Regions from separate parts of the Homo sapiens genome. Here region 1 is linked to region 2. A link is a loop called in an ENCODE intact Hi-C map of the cell type or tissue named here. Cell type or tissue: A673. All regions are shown on one strand. Each heading gives the region's core, and the rest is flanking DNA. Links, peaks and the distances in the headings are about the cores only. Region 1 has its middle 53 kb from the start of JPH3. Region 2 overlaps ZCCHC14 (zinc finger CCHC-type containing 14).

Region 1 (8,327 bases), core at 237-8,236, 130 kb after region 2:
ACACCTGGCACCTAGATGAGACAGGCACAGCCTTGGTGCTCGGCAAATCAGTGCATGAGCAAAGGAGAGATTAGGAGCAGAGTGTCTGCTGTTGGTAGGAAGAACGGGATGTTTTCTCTTGGCTTGGGAGCACACAGAGTGATCCTATGTGTATTAGTTTCCTATGCTGCATTGTGTTACAAATTTAACTACTTAAAACAACACACGGCCAGGTGGGGTGGCTCACACCTATAATCCTAGCACTTTGGGAGGCTGAGGCAGGAGGACGGCTTGAGCCAAGGAGTTTGAAATCACACAACATAGGAAGACCTCTCGTCTCTACAAGAAAAAAATAATTAGCTGGGTGTGGTGGTGCGTGCCTGTGGTCGTGGTCCCAGATATTTGGAAGTCTGAGGTGGGAGGATTGCTTGAGATCAGGAAGTCAAGACTGCAATGACATACGATTGCACCATTGCACTCCAGCCTGGCTGACAGGGCAAGACCCTGTCTCAAAAAACCAAACCAAAACACAAAACACACACATTTATGATCTTGTCATTTCTGTGGGTCAGGCATCCAGGCACAGCTTAGCTGGTCTGTGCTCAGGGTCTCCCAAAGCTGTATTTGAGGTGTTTGCTGAGCTGCGTTCTCATCTGCAGGCCCAACTGGGGCAGAGTCTGCTTTGCGTTCATCCAGGCTGTTGGCAGAATGTATTTCCTGTGGTTGTAGGGCTGAGGGCCTGTTTTCATGACTGACTGTCCCCTGGGAGCTACCTTTGTCCCCTGCTCTGTGGCCCCGTCCGAGGGCATTTCACGACGTGGGTATTTCCTTCCTCAAGGCTGGCAGGAGATCTCCTCACTCCGGCCTGCTGAGATGGAGTTAACGTAATGGAATGTGCTCACAGGAGCTGCCCCTCGCTTTGCCACTTTCTGTTGTTCAAAAGCACGTTCCAGGCCCTGCTCACTCTCAAGGTGAGGGGACCACACAGGGTGTGATTCCCTGAGGGTCACCCTGGAATGTGTCTGCCACACCCTGATACGGTAAGGACAGATTCCAAAGGCCTGTGTTCCCGGACCATTTCTGCTGCCACTGGGTGCCCTAGCCGGCCACTCACCTCTGTTGGGTCTTGATGTTCTCCTCCGTCCAGCAAAGCCATAGAGGTCAGTGGTCATTAATTTAACACTGAAATTGATGCATTTTTTTTTTCTTGTGTCCAGAGAACATGTTTAGCTCTGTTTTTTGTGTTAGTCGTAAGAATGCTCCCAATTGCAGCTGTGAAAGCTAAGGGTGGCTGAGAGCTCGCGTGGGCTGAATGTTTCACAGACACTTTTTGTGTAATCCTCAGAGAGGCTGAAGGACCTGCCCAAGCCACCCAAGTAGGAAACAGCATGGCGGGGAGCTCAGCGAGGGCAGGTAGGACTTCAGAGCCAGGCCCTTCCCGCTACGGCACCCTCTCTCCTACTGTCCTTGTTCCCTGATGGAATCTAGCTTTCCAGCAGGCAGGGGGATAGTGGGAAGAGGCTACCCCCTTTAACCTTGATGAAGTGCTAGGGAGGACTTTGGCAAGCCAGGCCCTCATGCCCCATGCCCCCACCCCTCCCCTTGCCCCATTTCGCTGCTTTCATCAGCACTCAGGGCAGGGAAGGGCTGGTCTGACCTCTCAGGCTGCCCCAGTGTGCCGACCACGTCTGTTCGTCTTTACGACGGCCAAATTGGGGAGCACAGTGTTCCGGCCTGGACACACACAGCCGTCATCCGCCACTGCATCAGCTGCCTCTGAGACCTCCTAGGACGCCCGCTGCCAGGCCTTTCTCACTTTCCTGGGGCGTTTCTCTCTGGGTTGGTAGGGATTGGAGATCTCCGAAGGAGAAAGGCGGTCTTGGTCCCTCGGTCAGAAAATGCCTGGCACGCTTGCTTCAGAACCACACCAGGGGATGATTTATAGATGTGTGGGTTACCAGGTGAGGGCAGGTGGGGACCACAGCAGGCTCAGCGACCCTCAGGAGGTGGCTGCAGAGCTGCCATCCCTGGGACTGAGGGAGGAAGGCTGTGGCCCTGGAACCTGGACGGGAAGGTGTGTGGGGTTCAGAGTTGCAGAGTGTGTGACCTTCGGGGAGGGACTGAAGGGCTCTGGGGAGGCAAGCACCAGCCTCCTGCTGCTGCCTTGTGCTGATCTCATGCCAGGGCGCCCCACAGCCAGCCAGAGGCCAGGGGGCAGCAGGGTCTACTTTTGCTGTCAGCACCTTGAGCAGAGAACAGAGTGGGCAGGGGCAGACGTGGATGTGAAGGGCCGTGGAAGACATGGGACGCAGGATCCCTGGTGGTTTTTGTTCCTTATGATGTGGCAGGCATGGGGCAGGGTGTTTGGAGTGAGCATGGTGGCATGTTCTGTGGCTGGAATGGGGCAGAACATTTGGAGTGGGCATGGTGGCATGTTTTGTGGCATTCATGGGGCAGGGCATTTGGAGTGGGTAGTGGCATGTTTTGTGGCACACATTGGTGGCAGGCTAAGAAACGTGGCTAAGATCACACTGTAGGCAAGCAATGGAGCTGGGCTCAGACCCAGGGCTTTCTGCCTCCAAGTGCCCCCTTCCTACTGTAGCAGACAGAGCAGGAATTCCAATCTGAAGCCACCCTGCCTTTCCTGTGGGCTGGGGCCGGTGTCTGCAGGCCATGCTCTTGTTGACCATGGTGTAGGCTGGAGCCGAGCTGGGAGGAAGTGCTGGGGAGGGTGGGGTTGGGCCACACTCCAGCATGGGGGTGGGGGGCGTGTGGATCAGAGGGAGGAAGGAAGAGAAAATAGGGGTGGAGAGAGGGGAGAAGGCACCAGGGAGAGGGCAGGGGGCTGGGAGTGCCAACTACCCCACAGTCCCAGACAGTCCTCTGCTGGAGAGTCAGCTATTAACAGCAAAGGGGGCTGTAATTGCAGAAAGCAAAACACATTGAGGTTTTTTGGGAAAAAAACTATAATATCTTTATGACTTTGGGGCAGGGAAGGATTTCTTTAACAAGATCTCCAAAGCACAAACTGTAGGAGAAAATACTGATGACTTTGATGTCAAAATTTTAAAACTTCTGTTTAAAATAATTGTCGTAAATAAAGTGAAAATGCAAGTCTCACAGATTAGAAGTTATCAGCAATGCAACTAATGGTCTAAGAGTAAGTGTCCACACTCTGTAAAGAACTTCTGAAAATCTACACATAAAAGACAAGCAAGAAAATAGAAAGATGGAGGCCGGGTGCAGCGGTTCACACCTGTAATCCCAGCACGTTGGGAGGGCAAGGTGGGCAGATCGCCTGAGCTCAGGAGTTCAAGACCAGCCTGAGCAACATGATGAAACCCCATCTCTACTAAAAATACAAAAATTATCTGGGTATGGTGGCACATGCCTGTAATCCCAGCCACTTAGGAGGCTGAGGCAGGAGAATTGCTTAAACCTGGGAGGCAGAGGTTGCAGTCAGCCAAGATCCGGCCACTGCACTCCAGTCTGGGTAGCAGAGTGAGACTCTGTCTTAAGAAAGAAAGGAAGAAAGAGAGAGAGAGAGAAAGAAAGAAAGAGAGAGAGAGAAAGAAAGAGAAAGAAAGAAAGAAAAAGAAAGAGAGAGGGAAAGAAAGAAAGAAAGAAAGAAAGAAAGAAAGAAAGAAAGAAAGAAAGAAAGAAAGAAAGAAAGACAGGCAAAGGGAGCCACAAGCAAGTCAGAGAAGAGAAAACATGTGTGGTTACTAAGTGTCTGAAGAACCAGTGCCTTTGCTGGCTGAGACATTGCAAGTCAAAGCCACATCACGATGCTTGTCCATGCCCAGCACTTTGGCAAAACTTTAAAAACCTGGCCACCCGGGTGATGGAGGGCGGGAAGGGAAGCGGGCATCGTGCACTTTGCTGAAAAGAGGGTGGCTGCATGCAACGGCCAGTGCAGTGGACAGTGTGTGTGCCCCACAGCCAGATGCCCTTCTTTTAAGCACAAGCCTCTACGGTTCACAGTAGTGTCGCCCAGGATAGCAGGCAACCTGGAAGCATCCATTGACAGAATGAATAAATAAATTATGGCAAATTCACACAAGGGGACACTGGAGCCATGACAAGAAATGAACTAAGGCTACGTGGATACAGGTCCAAAGCAGAATGTCAAGGCAGAAAGGCTGAACGGTGGATACTGCATAGCTCTGTGTACACAGGGCTGGAACCATGCCTGGGAAAGGAGCTACATGGGAGCTTGGGAGCTCCTTCCTGCTCCTCACTCCCCTTCTCAGGGAGAACTGCATGGGGAGAGCATGGTGCTTGTGGCAGTGTGTGTGCACGTATGTGTGAGCACGTGGCACGGTGCATGCATGGATGTGTGAGCACGTGGCACGGTGCATGCATGGATGTATGACTGTGGCAGTGTGTGTGCACATATGTGTGAACGTGTGGCAATGTGCATGCGTGGATGTGTGAACGTGTGGCAGTGTGCGTGCATGGATGTGTGTTTGTGGCGGTGTGTGTGCACGTATGTGTGAGCATGTGGCACTGTGCATTCACGGATGTGTGAGTGTGTGGCAGCGTGCATGCGTGGATGTGTGTGGCAGTGTGCATGCACGTATGTGTGAGCATGTGGCAGTGTGCATGCACGTATGTGTGAGTGTGTGGCAGCGTGCATGCGTGGATGTGTGTTTGTGGCAGTGTGCCTGCACGTATGTGTGAGCACGTGGCAGTGTGCACGCATGGATGTGTGATCGTGTGGCCGTGTACGTGTGCCAGCGTGTATGTGAAAGACGTGTTTGTGTGGGTGTGTGACAATGCTTGTGTGTGTCTGAGTGTGTGTGGTGTGTGATGATGAGTGTGAGTGTGAGCGTGCCGAGGACGAGGTTTCAAGGCTCCCCGGATGCATATGTCCTTCCTGGGCCACTGCCCAGATCCTGACTCCCTCTTCGGCCCCTGCCAGTCACAGGGCATGGGGCCACTTGTGCCACGGGGGACTGGGAGGAATGAGGCTCCTGGCCTTTTTTGCCCGAGGGAGTGGGTCATGCAGGGCCAGGCTGAGCACCTGGGGCTTTTTGGAGACGGCTCCCACCGGGTGTGCTGCCCTTGCCGTCCAGCAGGTGGCGCGCCCGGGCAGGTTCCAAAGGTCGTCAGGCGTCCCGCCCACCCCCTTTTGCAGGCGGGGAAACTGAGGCTGGACTTCTCCTTCCCCTGAATACCAGGGAATCCATTCCCCCAGTCCACGTGCTTATGGGGCCTGGCTGAGTTCTGGGGTTGGGAGCCATGGTGAGCAGAACAGACGGGGCCTCCCCGTCCGGAGCTTGCGTCCCAGTGAGGACACCGGGAGGCGACCCGTGGGGAGCGCCCGACCCTGAGACACTGCCGCTCACCCCACACCCAGCACAGTTTGCACGTGAGACCCCCAGCGTCTGCAGCCCTGGGCCGTCCTGGGGCCTACGCAGCCATTGCTGTGCACCGCGCACCTCTCCTGTTAGCCCGAAAACCCCTGCGAGAGTCCCGCCTCCTCCACCTCCGTGTGTTTCGGGGACAGGCAGCCCATCCTGGTGGACAGAGTGTGGGGGCACAGGGTCCGCACACCCGGTCCACGAGGCTCCACCACGCTCGAGCTGTGCGGCCATGGGCAGGCTGCGTGGCCTCTCAAGTGGGGTCAATGATGGTCACCACCACGGAGGGTCGTGGGGGTGCTGACCAGGTGTGAGAATGCCTTGCAAAGGCTCCAGTCTCCCCACACAGGTGCGCAGCCATACCGGCCCTGCTTTTGTTGGAGGGTGTAGAGAGGGGAATCCCTAAAGAGATATATCTAAGGCCGGGTTCCGTGTCTCACACCCATAATCCCAACACTTTGGGAAGCCGAGCTCAGTGGGTCATCTGAGCTCAGGAGTTTGAAACCAGCCTGGCCAACATGGCGAAACCCCGTCTTTACCAAACATACAAAAATTAGCCAGGCTTGATGGGGCACACCTGTAGTCCCAGTTACTAGGGAGGCTGAGGCGGGAGGATCACTTGAGCCTGGGAGGTGGAGGCTGCAGTGAGCCAAGATTTCGCCACTGCACTCCAGACTGGGTGACAGAGCAAGACCCTGTCTCGAAAGAAAAACAAAAATTGATATGTTCAAGTCAAAACCGCTGGTACTTGGGAATGTGACCTTATTTGGAAATAAGGTCATTGCTGATGTAATTAGTTAAGATGAGGCCATATTGGAGGAGGGGCGACCCTAAGTCCAATGCCAGGTGTCCCTATAAAAGGCAAAGAGGCACAGATAGAAGAGGCCATGTGAAGATGGAGGAGGAGACTGGAGCAGTGCAGCCACAAGCCCAGCAATGCCTGGAGCCACCACACACGGCTCTACCCTCTCCAATAAAACCAGGCAAGGTCTGGCCATGGTGCCTGCATGGGGGGACCCCAATGCCTCTGCAGGACGCCCTCACACCTAGTCAGTCTCTCCCAGGACCCCCTGTGGTGCCAATCACTGTCCCCACTTTGCAGTGCAGGAAGGGTCCTCCCCTAGAGACCTCAGAGGGAGCACACACCTTGATTCCAGGCTTCTGGCCTCAGGACTGTGAGAAAGAGAGTACATTTCTGCTGTAAGCCATGCAATGTGTGGTCATTTGTCTACACAGCCCCAGGGGCTCAGGTAGAGGGACACCACAGGAGAGTGGAGGAGGCAGGGCGCCCCCACAGGAGTCTGGCTACAGCAGGGCTGAGAAGTGGGCTGGCTCCCGGCTCCCTGTGGTTCTGAGACCCAGCTTGGCGGTAGCTGCACCTGGGCCAGGTGGGCAGCTCGGGCTGGGAGCAGACGGCTCCTACCCCGACTCGGCACAGTGCTATGCCCGGCTGTGCACATAGCCCTCCAGGCGGCACCTTCACGGCACTTGGCCGGGTGTCCTTCCCCCTCCCTGGCCTGTGGGTGCTTTGAGGACATGCCTGAGGAGGTGCTCCAGGCCGAGGCATGGTGAGAAAGAGTGGGCTCCGCATATGTGGGTCAGCACTGGAGTCCTGCCTCCACCACTCTCAAGCATAAGTGGCGGACTTTACCCCAGAGCCTCAGTCTTCTCATCTGTACAAGGGGCTAATAATACCTAGCTCACAGGGCTGTTGTACGGGTGAGACCGGACAATGCCTGTCAAGTATGTGGCATAGAGTAGGTGCACAAGGTGTGCGACATTACAAATACAAATGCTCCTGGAAAGGATGGATGAATGAATGCAGAGATGACCCGCCCTTTGGTTTCCATTGGGAAGTGACCCGGCCCTGGATTAGGGGGGCTGTCAGCAGGGTCCTCTGGAGTGGGGGGCGGGATCAGATCCCAGATGTGCATGTGGCTCCGGCTTGGCATTTCCTTAGAGGGACAAGATTTCCTCAGGGGCAGAGAGGAGAGAGTCCACCTAACACCCACGTGTTTGAGAGAAAGCAAAGCTTCCACTGGAGGAATGCTGGAGTCAGATAACAGACGATGCTCTGAGGCTCCAGAGGGAAAATGAGCACTTCGGAGGCGTTGGATCCAGCAGGAGGATTTCTGAATCAGGTGGAATGAAAGGTGCACGCTGGATCACGAGGTTTTCTGCAGCACGTGTCAGAGATTCCCTGCCAGTGACTCACTTTTTCAATGAGTCCTGAAATTCATTCATGCCGAGAGGAGCGATGGATGACAGACCCCTTGTAATCAGCAAGGGTTCTGTTCTCAGAACAGAGGGCTCGGGAGCCCCACGAGAGAGAGGACACCTTACAGAGGCCCCGAGCCCAGGCCTCTCCCTGCGCTGTTAGCCTGGCTGGAACATAGCAGCCAAGCACGTTTAGCTTCTGTTTGTAGGAGGAAAGGGAGTGGAAGCAGCAGTTCTGGGGGAAGCCTTAGGTTAGATCTTTGTTGCTTATTTATTTATTTTACTATTTATTTATTTATTTATTTATTTATTTATTTATTTATTTATTTGAGACAGAGTCTTGGTCTGTCACCCAGGCTGGAGTGCAGCAGCGTGATGTCAGCTCCCTGCAACCTTCGCCTCCCAGGTCCAAGAGATTCTCCTGCCTCAGCCTCTCAAGTACCTGGGACTACAGGCAGGCGTCACCATACCCAGCTAATTTTTGTACTTTTAGGAGAGACGCGGTTTTGCCCTGTTGGCCAGGCTGGTCTCAAACTCCTGACCTTAGGATGATCCACCCGCCTCGGCCTCCCAGTGTGCTGGAATTACAGGTGTGAACCACTGTGCCTGGCTGCTTCTTTATTTTTTTAAGGTTACATGTTTCTGTGCGACTGTGCTTGCTGTTCTCCTAGTGGAGGTGCTATGGCCTTCATACCAATGGACGCACAGTGATACGGGCTGAGTGTGTCCCCCTCAAAATTCCTATGTTGAAGTCCTAACACTCAA
Region 2 (8,327 bases), core at 224-8,223:
GGGAAACGCAGGGCTCTGAGAGTCAGAAAACGAACACGCCGGCCCAGGCCGCACGGTGACGGATGCAGCAGAGATTCAAATGGCAGCGATGCTCAACACCCGCTCAGCCAGGGCCCTGCCGGCCCCCGCCATCAACCCCAGAACAATGCCCTGTGAAGGGCACCCCCAGCGCACCCCCAGGAACTATCACAACACTACACCGCACCCCATCTCACGAGGCCGGCCGAGTCACGGAGATCTTTTCAGTCAAATCACCACTTAAAATCCATCCTGCCAGGTTTTTTTTTTTCCCTCCTGAGCTACTGCTCCTCCGATTTCTATTGTGAAGAAAACCCGGCTCCTCTTGTGAGACAACGGAGCAAGCGCGCCAGGTGTCCCGCCCTTTCTGAGAGGGGAGGATGAAAACCAAATCGCTGAGACTGAGGGTCCCCCAAAGCAGGAAGGTCCATGGAGAACCATGTCACTGATGGGTCAACATTAAAGGCACTGACTTAAAACGTGGCCTCTGGGCACCAGTCCTGGGGTGGGGGGTGGGCGCAGGCTACTCCCATCTCATTTCTGCTCACCCCCACGCGCTCGCTCTCACTGTGGCAGTTTCTGGACCTGATCATTTTGCCCAAGCAACTTCAGGGAGGTGACTGCCCTCTAGCTCCTAAGCCAACTGTCCCTTCGATTTTCTTATGGCAGAGACTATAATAGTTAATGGAAAATGAGTATAAAGATTTAAAAATGTAAAAATCAAATAGGTGTGATTTGAAATCTAATGATCAAACAGAACACAAGGCCCTCTCTGTGTCTGCGTAACCGACCTGCCCGGCACACCGGCCCTCTCTGTGTACGAGTAACCCACCTGCCCGGCACACGGGCCCTCTCTGTGTACGAGTAACCCACCTGCCCGGCACACGGGCCCTCTCTGTGTACGAGTAACCCACCTGCCCGGCACACCGGCCCTCTCTGTGTACGAGTAACCCACCTGCCCGGCACACGGGCCCTCTCTGTGTACGAGTAACCCATCTGCCCGACACACGGGCCCTCTCTGTGTATGAGTAACCCATCTGCCCGACACACGGGCCCTCTCTGTGTATGAGTAACCCATCTGCCCGACACACCCTTGTTCACCTGCTGCATGGCTGCCCCGCCCCGACTGCACGGGCCCGACGTGGCTGGTGGGGGGCACTCGAGCCACACCACTGCTGGTGACCAGCGGCGGGGCCGAGGGGTTCAGGCACCGTCTCTCTGACTTCTCCCTGTGAAATAATCAAGCACAGGAACAAGTGAGCACTGCCTACTGGTGCTGCCTCACATGCGGCTTCAAGACGGGTCTACTCCACACCACAGGGCGGCTTTGATACAGGGCGACTTCGAGATGGGTCTACTCCACACCACAGGGAAATTCCCCCCAGAGCATTAAGGCAAGGAACTCATTCTGATTGGTCAAATTTACTATAAAGGTCCTTTCCTGTCAAACCTAAGACACATTTGTAGAACTTTAAAAGCATGACTAGGCCAGGCGCGGTGGCTCAGGCCTGTAATCCCAGCACTTTGGGAGGCCCAGGCGGGCAGATCGCCTGAGGTCCAGAGTTTGAGATCAGCTTGGCCAATATGGTAAAACCCGGTCTCTTCTAAAAATACAAAAAATTAGCCAGGCGTGGTGGCGGGTGCCTGTAATCCCAGGTACTTGGGAGACTGAGGCAGGAGAATCGCTTGAACCTGAGAGGCAGAGGTTGCAGTGAGCCGAGATTGCACCACTGCACTCCAGCCTGGGCACGACAGAGCGAGACTCCGTCTCAAAAAATAAATAAATAAAAATAATCCGTCTCAAAAAATAAATAAATAAAAATAAATAAAAGCATGGCTAAGGACTGGATAAGCAACAGGAACTAATCCAATCACTAGTATTTAGCACTGGAAGCCTCAGCACTCCATTCGGCACACGAGAAATGGAAATAAACACAGGTTTCAAAACCCACTTCACACTCACTTTTCCAGCTCCAGCTGGGTCTTGAGCTTCTTCTTTGCCCCCATGGTAAGAGACTCAAATTTATTCAGATCTTCTTCAGTAAGGCTCAAAAACTTTCACAGAAAAAACAAATTACAAAGTTACGGAGACATAAGTAGGACTCTGAGAACAAAGAACTTGGAGTTGAATTCAGTACATTTATTCTGCCTCTGGGATATGCAAACAGATCCAGCTGAACTCAGCAATTACAAGCTGGGAAATCCTAGACCCTTTACTTGCTAAATGACTTGGTGTCAACGGTTCAACTCCGAGACGCAGTTCTGAGCAAGAGTGTCCCCGGCTCCTCCAGGGCACCTTCTGTGCAGGCTGTGTGGATGGGTGCACCACCTCACAGGCTGGCGGCTCTGCCAAAGGTGCCCACTTGCCCTCTGCTCTGTGAGTAAATACCAGCAGGTACATGCTTTGGGGCAGGTGACTAAAGAAAACGTCTTGCATAAGTCACAGTTTGAATCACCGTGGAGATGCAAGTTATGATAGCGTGCCACCCCCACCCTCCCCAGGACGGCCCCATCACAGTGCCATCCCTTCAGAACTCATCACCCTCTGCGGGATGGTCGTCTTTTTCTTCCTTTTTTTGAGACAAAAATCTCGCTCTTATTTTGTTTTTGTTTGTTTGTTTTTTTGTTTTTTGAGACGGAGTTTCACTCTGTCACCTAGGCTGGAGTGCAGTGGTGCGATCTCGGCTCACTGCAACCTCCACCTCCCGGGTTCAAGTAATTCTCTGCCTCAGCCTCCCGAGTAGCTGGGATTACAGGCACCCACCACCATGCCCAGCTAATTTTTGTATTTTTAGTAGAGACGGGGTTTCACCATCTTGGCCAGGCTGGTCTTCAACTCCTGACCTCAGATGATCCACCTGCCTCGGCCTCCCAAAGTGCTGGGATTACAGGCGTGAGCCACCGCACCTGGCCAGGGATGACAGCAACTTTGTCAGGTAGCAAGTGATGCAGAAAAGCAGATGCCATCCACGCTGAATGGTTGTGTGGCTACTCCATTGTGTAGGCTGGTGCTACGCAAACACACCAGCCTCTAATTTTCATGTTATTTCCTAACATGATTTGTGATTTAGGCCATCTCAATGCAAACGTAAGAATAAAACATTTAAAACTAATTATGAACAAGGTTAGTAAAATCTCTGCTTTTTAAGATTCACAAATCCTTGGCCAGGCGCGGTGGCTCATGCCTGTAATCCCAGCACTTTGGGAGACCGAGGTGGGCAGATCATGAGTCAGGAGTTCGAGACTAGCCTGGCCAACATAGGGAAACCCTGATTCTACTAAAAATACAAAATATTAGCCAGGTATGCTGGTGGGCACCTGTAATCCCAGCTATTCAGGAGGCTGAGGCAGGAGAATCGCTTGAACCCGGGAGGCAGAGGTTGCAGGGAGCCGAGACCATACCATTGCACTCCAGCCCAGGTGGCAGTGCAAGACTCTCCATCTCAAAAAAAGAAAAAAACATTCACAAATCCTAAACAAAGGGTATTACAAATATACTTACAATTTGGATTTAACTATGTAGTAAAAGCTTGATTTCTAGGTTCAATTGTAGATTTTTCGAGAAATGAAATTTTTACATAGATAAAAGCCACCAAGCCGGTTTGCCCAGCAGAGGGAGTCCAGAGCTCAAATACCTTGTATGGGTTTAATCTAGTTTTATCACTGACATCAAGACTTAAGAAATTTCTGAATTTTTTTAACAGTGAAAAAATGTTCCTCATAAGAATTCTCTAGGTACGACTGCTTGGAAGATGTAAAATGCACCCATTCCTCTAGATCTGGCCCGCCGCAGTGTCTGCGCCAGCTACGCCGAGAAATGTCTAAAAGGGGCACCGTGCCAGAGCTCAGGATTTCTGTCCACAGCAGGGCTCTGGGGACGGACTGTCCCTCCCGTCACGCAGAGCATCTAGTTTGTGAAGGTCTTGAAGCCCCTAGACAAGCTGTTTGTTTACAACATGTCCTGTTTGTGGCTGGCTGCAGCTGCAGGCGGCCTCCGCAAAGCCCACCGTCTCCCTTAAGAACAGGCGCTGCGCCTCGGCCTCCGTACTTCATCCACCTTGTGTTGGTTTGGAAACTCAATGCCCCCAGGGAGGTCTTGAGTAAACAATCTAGCAATTCTGTACGGCCAGCCAGAAAACCGACATACCTTCTCCATGGAGAGCTGCTTAAAGACGGGGTAATACTTGTGCAAACGCAGTTTCCTAAGCCAGTCTAGAATCCCATTCTGCTCCTGGGTCTGAGGGGTCTGCAGACTGGAAGGCATGAGGATGGCAGGTGATGTGTCCATCTGGGTCCGGTAGGCCAGGGCTGAGCCCGCGCTGCCCGCATGGGAGCAGTGAGGCAAGGGGGCGGCGGAGCCGGCCGGGTGCTGCCCGTGGTGCTGGGCTCCGCTCTGCGAGGACGGGATACCAGCCACTCCACACACAGGCCTGTGGGACAGGGGCAGGAGGGACACAGAGAGACTGTGGCTTCCACAACCACAGACTCCACCACAGACCTCACTTCCAGGCCTTTCTGTGCCAGCCTCTGCCTCTTGGCCGGCCCTGTTGTCACAGGCCACCCTGAACTGCCAACACTGCTGTGCTATGACTGCCCTCCCTCCCCAACCACCTTTCTGCAGCTAAGATTTCTGTAATGCATGTCTGTGCACACGTGTGCATACAGGCGGCTGTGCATATACACACACATGCCTCTGCCCGTGCTTCGGAGTATGCGTCTACTTGTGTGTACGTATGTGTATTATGTATGTGTACGTCTCTGTCCCCACCAGACTTCTGCTTTAGCTGCCAAGTTTCTGTTACTTGTATTTTTTAAAAACATGCTACTCCGATAGGTATTTCTGTTACTTCTAAGTCACAGAATGACACTGATAAATCATACATCAAAATAGACTATTAAATCTTTAATGTTCAAATACAATTTTTCTAGAAAAGTAAAACGCAGAAGGCTGGAAGGTGTGACCGGCACTCCACTCTGGCCTTGCTCCTTAACTGCAAAGTCACACCTGCTGACTGGGCGCTTACCCTACCCCGACACCAGGAGGATGCCAGTCTACGCCTCGAAACCTCGCGCCCAGACAACATCTCCACGAGACTCCCTATGGGGGTGCGTGTGCACTGATCTGTGACAGCCCACCTCACTGTCAGCAAAGATGGGAGCCTCTGTGTTGCCGGCATACGACTGCAGCTACCCAGGGCCCGTGCGGACAGAGGACGCTCCTCAGGAGCACGACCCTATGCTTCTGGGAGCAGGTTTCTCACAGCCAGATTCTCGGAAATTCTGACTTTCTACGTCTATGATGGGGCCCAGGACCTTGCACTGGGGAGGAGTCCCTGGGAATTCTGATTCCAGTGGCTTAGAGAACTCTTTTTTTGGAAATCGTAAATTCAATCATCTCTACTCAATTCTTCTCAATATCATCCAAGACTCAACTTGAGCATGACTTAATTCTTGGAACAACTTTACACAGAACTCAAAGTAAACATTGTAAAATGCTTATCTGAACTGTGCTGGTTACATAGAAGATTTCTCACCTTCCAGACACGCCCATCACGGTACCTACTTTAGAAAGGGAGGGATTGCCAGGACCTATAAATTTAAAAATAAATACCATAAAAATTTACAGACAATGAAAATATTTGTTTTATTTTATTATTTTTTGAGACGGTGTTTTGCTCTTGTTGCCCAGGCTGGAGAGCAATGGTGCGATCTCGGCTCACTGCAACCTCTGCCTCCCGGGTTCAAGTGATTCTCCTGCCTCAGCCTCCCGAGTAGCTGGGACTACAGGCGACTGCCACCACGCCCGGCTAATTTTATATTTTTATTTTATTTTGGAGATGGAGTCTTGCTCTGTCAACCATGCTGGAGTGCAGTGGGGCAATCTCGGCTCACTGCAACCACCGCCTCCCGGGTTCAAGTGATTCTCCTGCCTCAGCCTACTGAGTAGCTGGGATTACAGGAGCCTGCCACCACGCCCGGCTAATTTTGTATTTTTATTTTATTTTGGAGATGGAGACTTGCTCTGTCAACCATGCTGGAGTGCAGTGGTGCAATCTCGGCTCACTGCAACCACCGCCTCCCGGGTTCAAGTGATTCTTCTGCCTCAGCCTCCCAAGTAGCGGGGACTGCAGGCATGCATCACCACGCCTGGCTAATTTTTTTGTATTTTTAGTAGACACGGGGTTTCACCATATTGGCCGGGCTGGTCTTGAACTCCTGACCTCGTGATCCACCCGCCTCAGCCTCCCAAAGTATTGGGATTATAGGCGTGAGCCACTGCGCCCAGCCTAATTTTGTATTTTTAGTAGAGACAGGGTTTTTCCATGTTGGTCAGGCTGGTCTTGAACTCCCAACCTCAGGTGATCCGCCCGCCTCAGCCTCCCAAAGTGCTGGGATTACAAGCATGAGCCACTGCGCCCAGCTGTTTTTTTTTTTTTTAATTTATATTTAACCATATTTTACAAACTCACTTGGACTCTGAAGCTGCTGTGGGGGAGAGGAAGTGCTGAGAAACCTCCTGACATGGTCATTTTTCAACACGTGAGAAGGTAATGAGGCCAGGTACCTAAAAGGCAAACAAGTGGTCTTATCAACATTAAAATGGCATTCCTGCTGACGAATTGAAAGAAAAAAATTTAACTTTTAATCAAGAGAAATGTGTATTAGAGGAAAAAAGCCAGAAGTGCCAGAGCCTCATATTCTTCCTGCTTTAATTCAACTGAGTTCTTGCCCGACTGCCACTGCTTCTTCAAGCCCTTCCTCTCAATGCTGTATTCATGGCCACCAAGGTTGACGACAGCAGTCATGCCCTGTGACATGAGATCAGTGCCACCCACCAGCCAGAAAGGTGCTTGGACACTGGTCCCCAGGGCCCCGGCAGCAGCACATTTACGGAACTGGTCGGCCATGTTACTTCGTGTGCCACGTGAGCCAAGACACGATCGAGGGTCCAGAGAAACTGTTTAAGAGACGCCAATTTTATCTGGGAATAGTCTCAACCTTGGACTACAGGATGGAAACAGCAGCCCAGGATTATTTCACAGGACTGCCAAAGCCCAAGACGTGGTGGGACCCACCCTGGAATTCCCTTCCTCACACACTCAGAACCACTCTCAGCTTACTGAGGGCTCCCGAATCCTCCAGAACTAATGGAAATCCCTAGAGGCCAAGTAGAGACCCAGGTCCAGGTGACCGCGCATCCTCCCAGAGCTCCTTGGAGGACCACAGCATTGACCACAGGACCAGCCTGTCCTTGCCAGCTGTGGACGCGCCGGGTGCCTGGTAAGGGCCTCACCTCAGGCCTGAGTCCAGATCCACGTGGTTTCGCTCCACATAAAATGCGTCCGGACCAGCTAAGCAAGGAATGAGTTTCTCCAAGTTCTCTTCAGGATAGAGCTGACATAGCTGGAAGAGAGGACAAGGTAGAGGAGGTGTGTCCAGACCCATCCAACACCAGCAGAATTCTGCTACTGCAGGAAAACCTGGGGCAGGTGCTCCATGGTGCCGCCTGCTGGTCTGATATGATTTACACCTCCCGTCAGAGCTATTCTGGGGCCCACATCCACTTAGGGTGTAGAAAGTCACAAAAGAACATCGCTCTCACAGTTACATCCGGAAAAGCTTGACAATCTGCACAATCACAATGTTCCTTGAGCCCATCTGAGAGTTGCTGGGCCACTAAGTCAACTTAATTTCAAACGGGACCTGCTCCCATGACAAGCCAGGGCACAAGGCCCTGGTGGCTGCCACACCAGCAGGTCTGGAGAGACAGGTTCCGATGGACACACTGCCACAGGCTGACGTGGCCAACAGAAATGCCGGAGCCCCAGGCGGGGCAAGTGGGCCCTTCTTTCCAAGTTCCTTTCCGCAGGAGGAGCCAGAGAGAGCCCCATCGGTGGCACCTGGGGACCGGGCACCAGGCCTAGTGCAATTCCCGGGACCACTCTCTGGATCTGAGGAAAAGCCCTTAAGACGTTGCAGGAGGGACAAAAATTGCTCCTGGCCCCAGAGCCCAAACCAAAGGCCCGGTTTTTAGGAGTGGGGCAGGGACAATACTTCCCTTCCTCTGCCACCAGTCACAAGAAGACCCGCTGCTCCTGGAAGAAGGGGAAAAGCAAAAGCGCTCTGGTGCTGGAGGAGGTCAGCTCCTGCCGGGGAGGGCAAGGCACTGAGGAAGTGCCACCCCGAAGCCCAGGCACACAGGCCTGCCCAGGATCAGGCTGGGCTGCAAGAGTGAAGGCCCTTGCCCCCACAAGCCCAGCACCAGGTCGCAAACAAGCAGCAGCGGTCTACCCCCGAAAAGGGGCCGA

Evidence for each region. Hi-C counts contacts between places; a loop is a spot of excess contacts. Peaks named below come from ENCODE experiments on the same cell type or tissue, not always from the same donor. Only the 100,000 strongest peaks of a DNase experiment are listed, where the experiment ranks them.
Region 1: a loop joins it to region 2, with 2.2 times the contacts of the local background. A loop is called at or near these places in 37 of 110 quality-filtered maps.

Annotation. Positions count from the first base shown.
Region 1 is chr16:87,545,514-87,553,840 of GRCh38, forward strand. No RefSeq gene overlaps it. Among named protein-coding and RNA genes, the nearest start is that of JPH3, 53 kb to the right of the region's middle. RefSeq lists enhancers at 4,237-5,141, 6,258-6,764, 6,765-7,270. In A673, for the core only: a CTCF peak has its summit at 5,066 (motif pointing right); no DNase peak of the experiment used is centred there.
Region 2 is chr16:87,413,295-87,421,621 of GRCh38, forward strand. ZCCHC14 (zinc finger CCHC-type containing 14) reads right to left here. Exons shown (of 13, transcript NM_015144.3): 5 at 7,313-7,422; 6 at 6,489-6,583; 7 at 5,553-5,607; 8 at 4,166-4,448; 9 at 1,982-2,073; 10 at 1,120-1,247. Among named protein-coding and RNA genes, the nearest start is that of MAP1LC3B, 25 kb to the left of the region's middle. In A673, for the core only: CTCF peaks have their summits at 3,627 (motif pointing right) and 7,544 (motif pointing left); a DNase peak (open chromatin) is centred at 3,637.